Regions from separate parts of the Homo sapiens genome. Here region 1 is linked to region 2. Evidence: chromatin contacts called from ENCODE Hi-C or POLR2A ChIA-PET data. All regions are on one chromosome and are shown on one strand. Each heading gives the region's core, a stretch centred on a gene start or an enhancer-like site at or near the end of the contact. The rest is flanking DNA. Distances are from core to core; before and after follow the strand shown. Region 1 has its middle 140 kb from the start of TEAD1. Region 2 holds the start of TEAD1 (TEA domain transcription factor 1).

Region 1 (4,842 bases), core at 2,317-4,816, 130 kb before region 2:
CGGATTGCCTTCATCTTCCATACACCTGTGCCCTACCTAATCCCCATGTCCTTCCACTTTCTCCCCGCTTATGTCTTCATCTCTTCCTTCACCAAGAAAGTCAAAGCTATTTGCTTCATGTTCTTTCCATAGCATCTCAACATCTTTTCTCACTGCCTCTCTCACTACCTCCTGCCCCAATTCTGAGGCTGCCACTTCCTCCACCTGCCTGCTCCAGGACTGACTCCCTCCTTCTCCAGCATCTTGACTTTCACTCCTAACACATACAGGTTCCATTCTCACTGCAGTTCCATCTTCTGCCCTGTTTTACTTTTTCCTTAAGGCAATTTCCTGGTCTCATACAGACCCATGCTAATTCTATTTCCTTCCTTTCTCCCTTCTTTTATGAACCCCTAGATTCTGCCTTTAATTTTCCAGAAGATAAGTTGTCCTCTGAGTTGTCAGCACTGAACCCACTGGCTGGCCCTGGCCCCACTCCCCTGCTCCACTCCTCCAGGAACTTGGCTGCCACAGCCTCAGGGGCACTGCATTTGTCCCCTTCTCACCCGCCCTCTGGCTATAGCTCTGTGTGCTCCTAGGTGGAGGTCTTTCCTCTCCCCACCCCCGAACATGGGTGTTCTCTGGAAGTGCCCTCCACACGTCTCTTCCTACATGTCCCCTGGCTTCCACCCCTGCTTGCCCTCCCTCCAACCCCAAGATCTCACCCATCCGCGTGGGCATGTCCAGCTTCACAGCATCTTTCAAGCGGGCTACCCCTTGTCCCCCTTAGCACATTCCAAACTGGATTTTTATCCTTCACCAGCCCTGCTCCTTCTTAGACATCCCTCATCTCTTCGAGAGCTACCATCTCCTTCCAGACCCACAAAGGAGTTCTACATTTTCTGCTCCCCCCAACACATCCAATCAGTTCTACCAATTGCTCCTTCATGAACCATCTGTTTTGCACTGGTCCTCTCCCTCTGTGGACCCCCAACTAGTCCCCTAATCTAGGCCTCATCCTCTCATGCCCAGATATTGCAATGACTCTTAACTAGTTGCAGGGTTTTTTTCCCCATATTTTTTTCTTTCTATGCTCTAAAATCTATCACTATATTAAGAAGTTTCTCTTTAAGCTATCCATTCTGTGTGTATTCCCTGCCAAAACTTCTGGAAACACAGCTAATTTCACATCCCTCTCAATTAATACTAACAGTTGTGTTTATTGAGCACTTACAGTGTACACTTCACACAAATAATCTCCTTTGGTCCTTTCAACAATCCTGTGAGGTAGGTTCTATTATCCCCATGTTATAGGCAAAAAATTAAAAAATAAAAAACATAATGAAGGCACAGAAAGATTTAGTGACATGATCCAGGTTCCATGTCTTGTAAGTGACAGAGCTTTGAGTCCTGGCCACGTGGCTCCAGAGTTGAGGTTCTAGCCGTTTAAACATGGTGTATCTTCAGAACCTTTGGTGGTTCCCACATTTGTTTCCTGCCAGCAGCTGTTCTCCTTTGCCTTGTTTTCAAATGGAACTCCCGAAACAACCAGGCTCTGAACTGATAAGGCTGTCACTAATTCATTTATTCTTCATTTGTTCAATAAATATTTAAACACTGCCTATGATGCCAGATGCTGCGCTAGGCATGGGAGAATCCACAGCAAACAAAACAGACATGCTCTCAGCCTCATGCGCTTATGCTCTAGTGACTTCCAAGCCTTGACACTTCCCTCTGACCCTTGATTCAGATCCAGATGGAACCAGGCTGCATCTCCTTCCAAGCTTTAGCTTGGTCTGACCCTCTCCAACAACAGTCACTGCTAGGATCCTGTTACTTCCTCCTCCGGTTGTGCCTTGCATAACCTGTGTGCTGCCAGAGCCTAGGGTGTTCCAAGAGAGACACATGCTCCGGCTGCCAACCCCCTTTCTGCTCAGGAGACCGCAACTCAGTGATGATCTCCAGTGGAAAAAGACAGACTTGAAATAAATTCTTGTTGGACTCCAGCCATGTACCATGCACAGAAACCTATCCATCATGTAGATGCTAACCTGTCAGGTAGGTGCTATAGTTACCCATTTTACAGAAGAGAAAACAGAGGTTCGCCAGCTGGCTTCAAATCTAGCTCTGTCTGACTCTGAAGTCTTCATTCTCTCCAGGATGTCCTGCTGCCTCCACATTCCTTTAACCCTGGCTCCCCAACACCACACAGGCTAGAGGTGAGGTCATGATCAGTGTCAACGAGGTTTGATTCCAACTGTGAATCAAAATTCCTTTTACCATCACAAATACTGTTTCCTCTTGACTTTATGTATTTATCTAGTTAATTGACGGAGGGGGAGTGGTGGGGCTTTTCTTAACTGATTGCAGGAAACTCTGAAATTAAACAAAGAGGTTTATCCGAACTCTGAAGTTGTTCCATTTCTGTTTGTTTTTAGAGACAGGGTCTCACTCTATCACCCAAGCTAGAGTGCAGTGGTACAACCATAGCTCACTGCAGCCTCAAACTCTTGGCCTCAAGCAATCCTCCTGCCTCAGCCTCCCAAACAGCTAGGACTCGAGGCACATGCCACCCTACTTGTCTAATTCTTTATTTCTATTTTGTAGAGACAGAGTCTATGTTGCTAGGCTGGTCTTGAACTCCTGGCCTGAGCCTCCCAAAGCACTAGAATTATAAGTGCCAGCCTTGAAGTATTCTTTTAAGGGTATGCTCTGTGTCTTTTTATGCGAAACACTTGGTTATTTGGAGTACTCTGGGAAGAGGCACAGGTATGAATGCCTGAGGAAGCCTCACTTCCTCTCCAACAAACAAGTGGCCTGTCTCTGCCCTTGTGGGGACTTGGGGGGCTGTCCTCCTCTGGGTAGAAAGCTAGAGGCAGGTTGAGCTCCCGGCTTCTGGACTGGAGTTGGGGGGAGAGGGAAGGACATGGGTGGTACAGAGGCTGGAGTCTGCAGCACCACCCCAGCTGACCAGTGCTGGGCCCAGGGAAATAGCCAGGCTTGCTGAGGTCTCATAGGCAGGAACACACAAGCTGGTCACAGTTCAGGCAGGTGTACAGGGAAAGGAGGATTCCAGCAGGTAGGGCTAAGCGACAGGCAGCAAGCAGGGCTTGAGATCAGGGGAGATGGCACCACACAGAGGGGGCTGGCCCAGTCTGCCAGCCTCAGACAGGGGACCAGCTGGAATTAGTAGTGGGCTTTTTGAGTCCCATTGGGCAATTGCTGTGCAGGGCAGGTGAAGGCAGGAGCTTAGGCCCGTGAGAGGGATGAGAGAGCCAGGGAGGAGGGTGCTGTCATCAAACAATGTCCAGGTGCTCCAGGTAGATACTAGGTCTTTAATAACAGAACTTTTCCAGGGCTGTTGAGTTATTGCCTGCCTGTGAACCTCTACCTCCCCACACTGCACATCAGCAGATTGGTTCCTGAGACTGTGGCTGGGAACACCAGTAGACCCAGAGACAGGGGACTGAAAAAGCAAGATGACAGCAATCCTGACTTACGGCCTACTTGAGCCCAGAGCCCTGCCTGGAAGCACACGGCTCCACTGGCACAGCCTGTGCCCATATGTGAATAGACTTTACTGAAAGGCTCTGCTTCCTCCATTCGTGACTCAGCTTTACTCACACTGGCTGTTTCAAAAGTTGAAGATGTACATCAATGCATGTTTATAATAAGCCTATGAGATCATTTTACAAAATCAAATTCCAGGGACTGAGAGAAAACAAGTCACAGGCAGCAAGTTTCTTCTCTTGGATTTTCCCAATGTGAAAATCTGCAGTCAGGTTACACTGCTAGAGACTCGACTCAGGGGAAGCCCAGGGGAGAGAGTGCAAGCACATTTTATTAGGATAGCCAGAACCCCTGAAAACTTTGATTTAGGGGCAAAGGGCCTATGTTCAAGCCTGGCATTTGCTAGCTGTCTGATACTGGGCAAATCACTGTACCTCTGAGCCTCTCCGTCGGTAGTGAGGATGTAAGGGGGGCTTGTCACTTGTTGAATCCTGGTTTGATTTTGCCTGGCTCAGAAGTGTCTCCCACCCCGCCATCTTCAGGCCTCTCTCCTGAACCTATGCTCCAACTATGAGAGTAATCATCCCACACCGAGGAGGGCCACTCCACAACCCAGGGCTGGTGAAGAGGCTCAACAATAGTGTGGCTATGGACACTCTGTAAACCTGAAAGCTCCACAGCAGTAGGGGTTCCTAGTGCTACCGTTATTCCTGCAAGCCTTAGGCCAGGGTTGGCAAATAGTACCATGCTTCCTCTGCTCCTCACATATCTATGGCAGACATTACTAATCAACCCAGCACTCTCCCCATTGCCTTTTGACTAGTGATGTCTTTGGGAGAGTGGGAGGGAGACAGGAATATTACAAGGAAAGCTGCTTGCCATTGTAGCCTTGTACAAATTTTATAGCTCAGGATGCCAATACAAGGCTCCAAATAAATTCTTAATGCCCACTCCTGGACCAATCAGTTATGATTGGGGATGGGGCAGGAGGTAAAATATATAGAAAGATAGTAGCTACCACTCAAACTACATATTTACCAGAAGGCAGCATGTTTATCTGCTCAAGATGTTCTGTTTTTAGCCTCCAGAAAAGCCACGTCCCTAGGTTCTGAGGGTAGTACCAAGTCCATGTTAGAGATGAGCAAAGAAGCCCAGATAGGTTAAGTGGAGTGGCCAAAATAACCCTGTAGAAAGGGGTAGAACTGTCTGACTCCAGCTTCCAAGCATCTTACCTTTAGGCAGGAAGGCAAGGGTTCCAAACACCCACGCATTCCCCAGGCAAGCTCACCAAGGCCCACTGACCCCAGCAGCCAGAGGACAGCCCTGAAAAGTGAGGGGCGGGAGTCCTTGGCT
Region 2 (5,234 bases), core at 166-2,665:
ATCTCTACAAAAAAATTTTAGAAATTAGCTAGGCGTGGTGGTGCGTGCCTGTAGTTCCAGCTATTCGGGAGGCTGAAAAGGGAGGATGGCTTGATTCCAGGGAGTCGAGGCTGCAGCGAGCCCAGATCGCACCATTGCATTCTAGCCTAGGTGACAGAGCAAGATCCTGTCTCCAAAAATAAAATAAAAAAAAAATTAAAAAAAAGGAAAACAATGTATTAGTAAAAGTTATGTTTTGTAGAAATGTGTTGCACTCAGTCACAGTCTAGTCTCCTCAGTTACCCATATATAGGGATATAGGGATTCCTCGGGCACAAAATATGTTGTTATTTAATCCTGAGGCCTCAGCTGGAAAAGAGAGCCAAGTGCCTAGAACGAATGAGGTCCACTGTGCGGGAACTGCTTTGCAGTTTGTTAAATAATTATAACAATCACCCGAAACTTTAGACGGTTCTGTCCCCAGTGGGTCGATTTTACCCGTTTTCTGATTTACCGACTGCGTCTATGTCACTTTTGCGTCACTACCTCCAATGGCAGGGTTAAAATGATTCCTTTAATAATGAAATGAAGTTTCTCAATAATGAAAGGGCTAACTTAAAGTCGCCGGATGCAGCATTTCAAAGTTTAGGAAGTTACTTTTGAAAAGTACAACCGGCAGAGATGAGTGAACTTAGTTTTTTAACTGACTTGGAGAAGACCTTGCTAGCAGGGCAGGTTTATTACGAACTCTGTAATTATCCTTCTTTGCTAAGCTAAAGGTTTTCCTTTCCCAACCGTAAGACAGATTTCGACTTGAGTGAGAGCTGTGAACTTTTATAAAAGTGAAAGGGAAGAGAAGAAATGGCAGGCTGGGAATCTGGCCCGGAGACGGCGTCCACCGCGCTCGAGAGCAACAATCTGCATCACCAGAAAGGCAACTTCTCTACCCTACACTTGCAGACTTCCGCGAGTCCGGGAGCACTCAACGCAGTCACCCGCGCTTCCGCGTCCCGGACTAGGGAAACTGAGGCACGGTAGGCGCGTCGCGCGCAACTCCCGCCTCGGCGCCTGCCCCCTGGAAGAAACCCAGGCTTCCAGAGTTCTTCGCGCGAGCGCAGGGACTTCCAAGCCGCGCAGCTCCCGTCCGCCCCGCCCCGCCCCGCCCCGGCTCGGGACAAAGCCCGGAGCCCGCGCCGGGAGACGGAGGGCGGCTCCCGCGCGAGCCACGCTCCCCCGTGGGCGCGAGACTCCGCCCAGCTGCCGAAAGCCCGCGCCCCAACGGCGAAGCAGCCGCGCCGGTCCGCCCCGATTCCCCATGACGTCACCGGCGGCGGCAGGCCCCGCCTCCAGCCCCGGGCGGCAGGCCGCATGACGTCACCGAGGCCCCACCCCTCCGGAGCGAGTTCGGTCCTGGCGTTCATTTCATTCCTGTCCTCATTCCGAACATTCTTAGCATCGCTCGCGCCGCGCCGCGCCGCCTGAGCCGAGCCGAGCCTCTGCTGCCGCCGCCGCGGCCCCGCCGCCCGCCGCGGGCGCCCACCAAGCACTTTGCAGACTCGCTTCCACCCTGCGGGCCATTCCGCGCGGCGGGGCCCGGGCCCGGGGCGGCCGCGTCCAGGCACAGGCCATGCAGTGACGCCCCCCCACCCCTCCACCTTTGCCCGGAGCGCGGGCAGCAGCCCAGCGCGCCAGCCGGCCCCGGGGCAGGAGCGGTGCTAGGCAGGGGTGGGGTGGCCGGGCCCAGGGACCGGGAGCCGGGGAGGGAGCCGGGCACCGAGCAGAGGGCGGGGGAAGCGGCGCCGAAGTTTGCCTCGGACTCGCCGGGCGCTGCGGTGGCTCCCTGGGCCGAGGTAAGTTGGCGCGCGGGGCGGATGCTGGGGTGCGGGGGGCGCACGGGGCAGCGGGGGGCCGGCGGCGCGTCCCTCGCGGGCCGCTCTTTCTTTGCGGGCTCTGCTTTGTGTGCGACGGCGGGCGGGCACGCGGAGGGCCGCGGCCGGGCCCCCACACCCGCCTCCCCGCGCCCCCTCCGAGGTGAGCGGCCGGGCGCCGCCGCGCGACTTGCCAGGACGCCAAGTTGGGCCGCGCGCTGGGAGCCCGCGCGGCAACAGGCGGCCCCCGGCCGGCCGCGCCGCGCCCCCCGCGCGCCCCCTCTCCCGCCGCCTGCACGCGCACACACGCACACACCCTCGGGCGCCTTGGACGGGGTGCGCTGGGGAGCCAGAAGTTCGGAGCGAGCGCGGGCGGGCAGAGCCGCCGCCTCGGAGCCCGGAGCCGGCCTGCACCCCCCTGCTTTCGCCGCCGCCCCCCGGCGCCGGGTACCCCCGAGGCCGGCCCGGGTCTGCGCAGACTTGTGCCGCTGGCGGGGGGTTCGCTCCTTCTTCTCAAAGATGAAAAAGGGCACGGTCGTCTTTGCCGCTTCTCCAGGACTGTTGCTGCCGCTGCCGCCGCCGCTTCATTGCACATTCAAGTGGAAAATTTTCAGGAGTCAGCAGAAACATTGTGTCCAAAAAAGACTGAGTCGCAGTTACCACCAAACCCAGGAGGAGACTCTCCCTGGAAAACTTCCCTTCCCTTTCGGTAGGAAATACTGGGGGATTTGTTTGTTGATTGGAAGAGAAATGATCCCCGGGGGGGAGAAAATCTGGGTACACTTCTAGTCTTTGTTCGTAACAGCAACACTTGTTTTCAAAAGTCCAGAGTCCCGCTTTAAAGAAAGTTTAACTTCTGTGACTTTTCTTCTTTTTAAAAAAATAACTTTTGTATTTTTAAAAAATCAAAGCAATATTTTTAATGAGTCGAAAACAATGAGGACTCACACCTCCCCTCTCATGAAAATAAATGAAATCCAGATCAGAATTTTCTTTGCTTTTAAATTGCCTTTTTTAAAAGATTTATTTAAAGTTGGATAGTGTCACTATATAAAAATATTTATGAAACAATGAAATACCAGCCACCAGCGTTTCTCAGGAGGCTTGTTAACTTCTTAGAAGCAAGTGGCTTCCTGTGATTTGCAGAAATGAAAATTGACCTCAGTGAGCCCTGGAAACTTAGAGACAGATGATGTTCCAGGAGCAGGGAATGTAAAAAGGCCATGTTTAAAAACAGTGCGTTGGAAGGAGCCCAGGTCTTGGGATAGAAAGGTCTGTTAAGCCTGCCACATTTCAAAATAGTAAAAAGAAATACTAAAAACACTACACGTATTGCAAAGGAGCAGAACCTTATCAGTTCACAACAACCACAGATTTCTTTCTCCCCGCTTTCCACCTTGGTTGTTTTTGGAAGTTCAGGTGGTCTGATGGCTTGGGGTGCGCTGGTTGCCTGCAATGGTTACCTGAGTAGACATATCCCTCCCTTCAGGGAGATGTGATCCACTGTGTAGTCACAGCCGGGAGTGGGCTCCTTTCTCTGCAGGCTGCAGTGAATCTTGCTGGTCTTCTACGGATAGGGGCTTCTCTGAGGCACAGATTGGGGAACAGTCTTCAGGCTACGCCCGGTGCTTCACCCTTTCACTGTTGGGTTTGTGCCCCGCTTCTGTAAACAGCAGGGTCTTCGGGTCCAAGCATATCTGAATGCTTACAAGGACTAGACTTAAATCCAACTTCCTTAGGAATCTTTTCCTCTTTAGAAGGAAATAGTAGAACTAATTACAAAGTGACTCAGGAAAGACAAATGGATTCGTTGAACCTTTTGTCAGTAGTGAGGTTTTGAATTGTTGAATTTTTGGGGAAAGGCTTATTTTTCTAATCTCACTGTTTCCATAAATGGTCACAGATATTTTTCTTTAGTGTTTCTTTGTGCAACTCTATGTTGAACTCTCAGGTTTCAGGTTTTAAACAGTTAACAATTCTTTTATTTATTGTTGGTATAAAAAATGAACTGATGATAAGCTATATCCATTACGGGTTCTTGCTGATGGTATCAAAATGCCAAGGTAGACTATTTTATTTTTACTTTAATGGTAAATATTATTTGATCTGCAGTTTTAGGGGAATATTAGAACTTTTTTTTTTAAAAACGAGCTTGAAACAAAACCAGTATGACACTTTGCTTTGACAATATGGGTAAAGAAAATTATAGGGAAGAATCTGTAAATTCCTCCTCTGTGTGATCCTTTATAAAGTAATGAACTGCGGGGAACATGCCTGAGAGAGATTATTGGAGGGTTGGAGGGTTTTTTTTCTTTTCTTTTCCCAAAACAAAAACCAGGACTCACCATGACATATACTTAATTAAATTTAATTTAAAGGGGGAGGACATCCCAATTTAGTTTGAGCCAGACTGATAGGAATTTCTCACTGAGAGGCTTTTCCTTGCCTTGTGGTACAATGTGTGCCCAGGCCCCAGCAGCAAACTAATTACACATAAGGGCGGGTTTGGGAGGGCAGCCTGGGGGGAGTCGGCTTCCTCCTCCCTTTCCCATTTCCTCTCTCCCCCCACTTACTTTATACAGCAGGAATTATATATTAGTATACTCACTTGGGAGACTGGAGTCCCCTTTTATTTAGAAAAAGGAACAAATAAGTCATAAGGAAAAAAATGTTCGAGTTTTTTTCCCTGCTTGAGCTTCAGCAGTTTATAAACAATTTTGTGTTTTGTTGGTTCTTAGAATACAGAGCAACAATTATGAGGGCATTTCTTAACGGGAACGTTTGGGAAGAATATACTTTTATCATCGGTGTTTAGATCATATTTGTCCTTACATTTTCAGCAGAAAAGTATATAATACGAACAGTTTAAAGCATGTAGATCCCAAATATTAAATAGACTTTTGAAGAAATGAGCTGTGACATTAACAATATTTTAAGGTTGGTTGCTTCAGAAATGGATTGATCTCTCATACGTGGTGGTCATACAAGAGCCTGGGCATTTGTGGGATTACTTTTCTCTCTAATCTCATGTGTTATGTGTTAATTGTGAGCATAATTATGCTGCCTGCAAATGAAAATTGTGTCTTATCACTCAAGGTTGGTGCAAATAACTGTATGTATGATCTGGTGGACTTAAAAATGACCATATTCACATACAGACAGTAGGTGGATAACACTTTTAAGCTCCATTTTAGGCACTTGTACCCAGTAGAGAGATTGTGAAAGGGAAAATAAATAAATATGAAAGCTGTGTTTAGAGGTCGAATCTGTTTAGTGGTAAAACTTTAGGGTCTGTTTTCTCCAAAGACTGAAGAATGTGGCCAAAAGAAGTGTCCAGATTTCTCTGTAGAACTGCAAGAAAATGCAAGCCAACCTTGTTAAATGCGA

Evidence for each region. A loop is a pair of places that touch in the nucleus more often than their neighbours do. ChIA-PET counts read pairs that join two places held with the same protein, here RNA polymerase II (POLR2A). Pooled maps may share reads with other maps.
Region 1: a map of IMR-90 shows a loop between it and region 2 (6-fold over the local background). The contact joins the enhancer-like site here to the promoter of TEAD1 in region 2. A Hi-C loop is called at or near these places in 8 of 168 maps with a recorded cell type or tissue (IMR-90, MCF 10A, cardiac septum and 5 more) and 6 of 50 pooled maps. POLR2A ChIA-PET finds 5 or more read pairs at or near these places in 4 of 52 experiments (AG04450, IMR-90, MCF 10A and 1 more).

The regions. Positions count from the first base shown.
Region 1 is chr11:12,536,190-12,541,031 of GRCh38, forward strand. No RefSeq gene overlaps it. Among named protein-coding and RNA genes, the nearest start is that of TEAD1, 140 kb to the right of the region's middle. Within about 2 kb of position 3,567, at least 7 of the 41 ENCODE cell types and tissues checked have a DNase peak (open chromatin) inside an H3K27ac peak, as active enhancers do; they include IMR-90, endothelial cell of umbilical vein, mammary epithelial cell and 1 more, where a contact is called at or near this core.
Region 2 is chr11:12,673,006-12,678,239 of GRCh38, forward strand. TEAD1 (TEA domain transcription factor 1) reads left to right here and starts at 1,416. Exons shown (of 13, transcript NM_021961.6): 1 at 1,416-1,829; 2 at 2,404-2,556. RefSeq lists a silencer at 1,108-1,407 and enhancers at 2,243-3,057, 3,058-3,871, 4,055-4,634.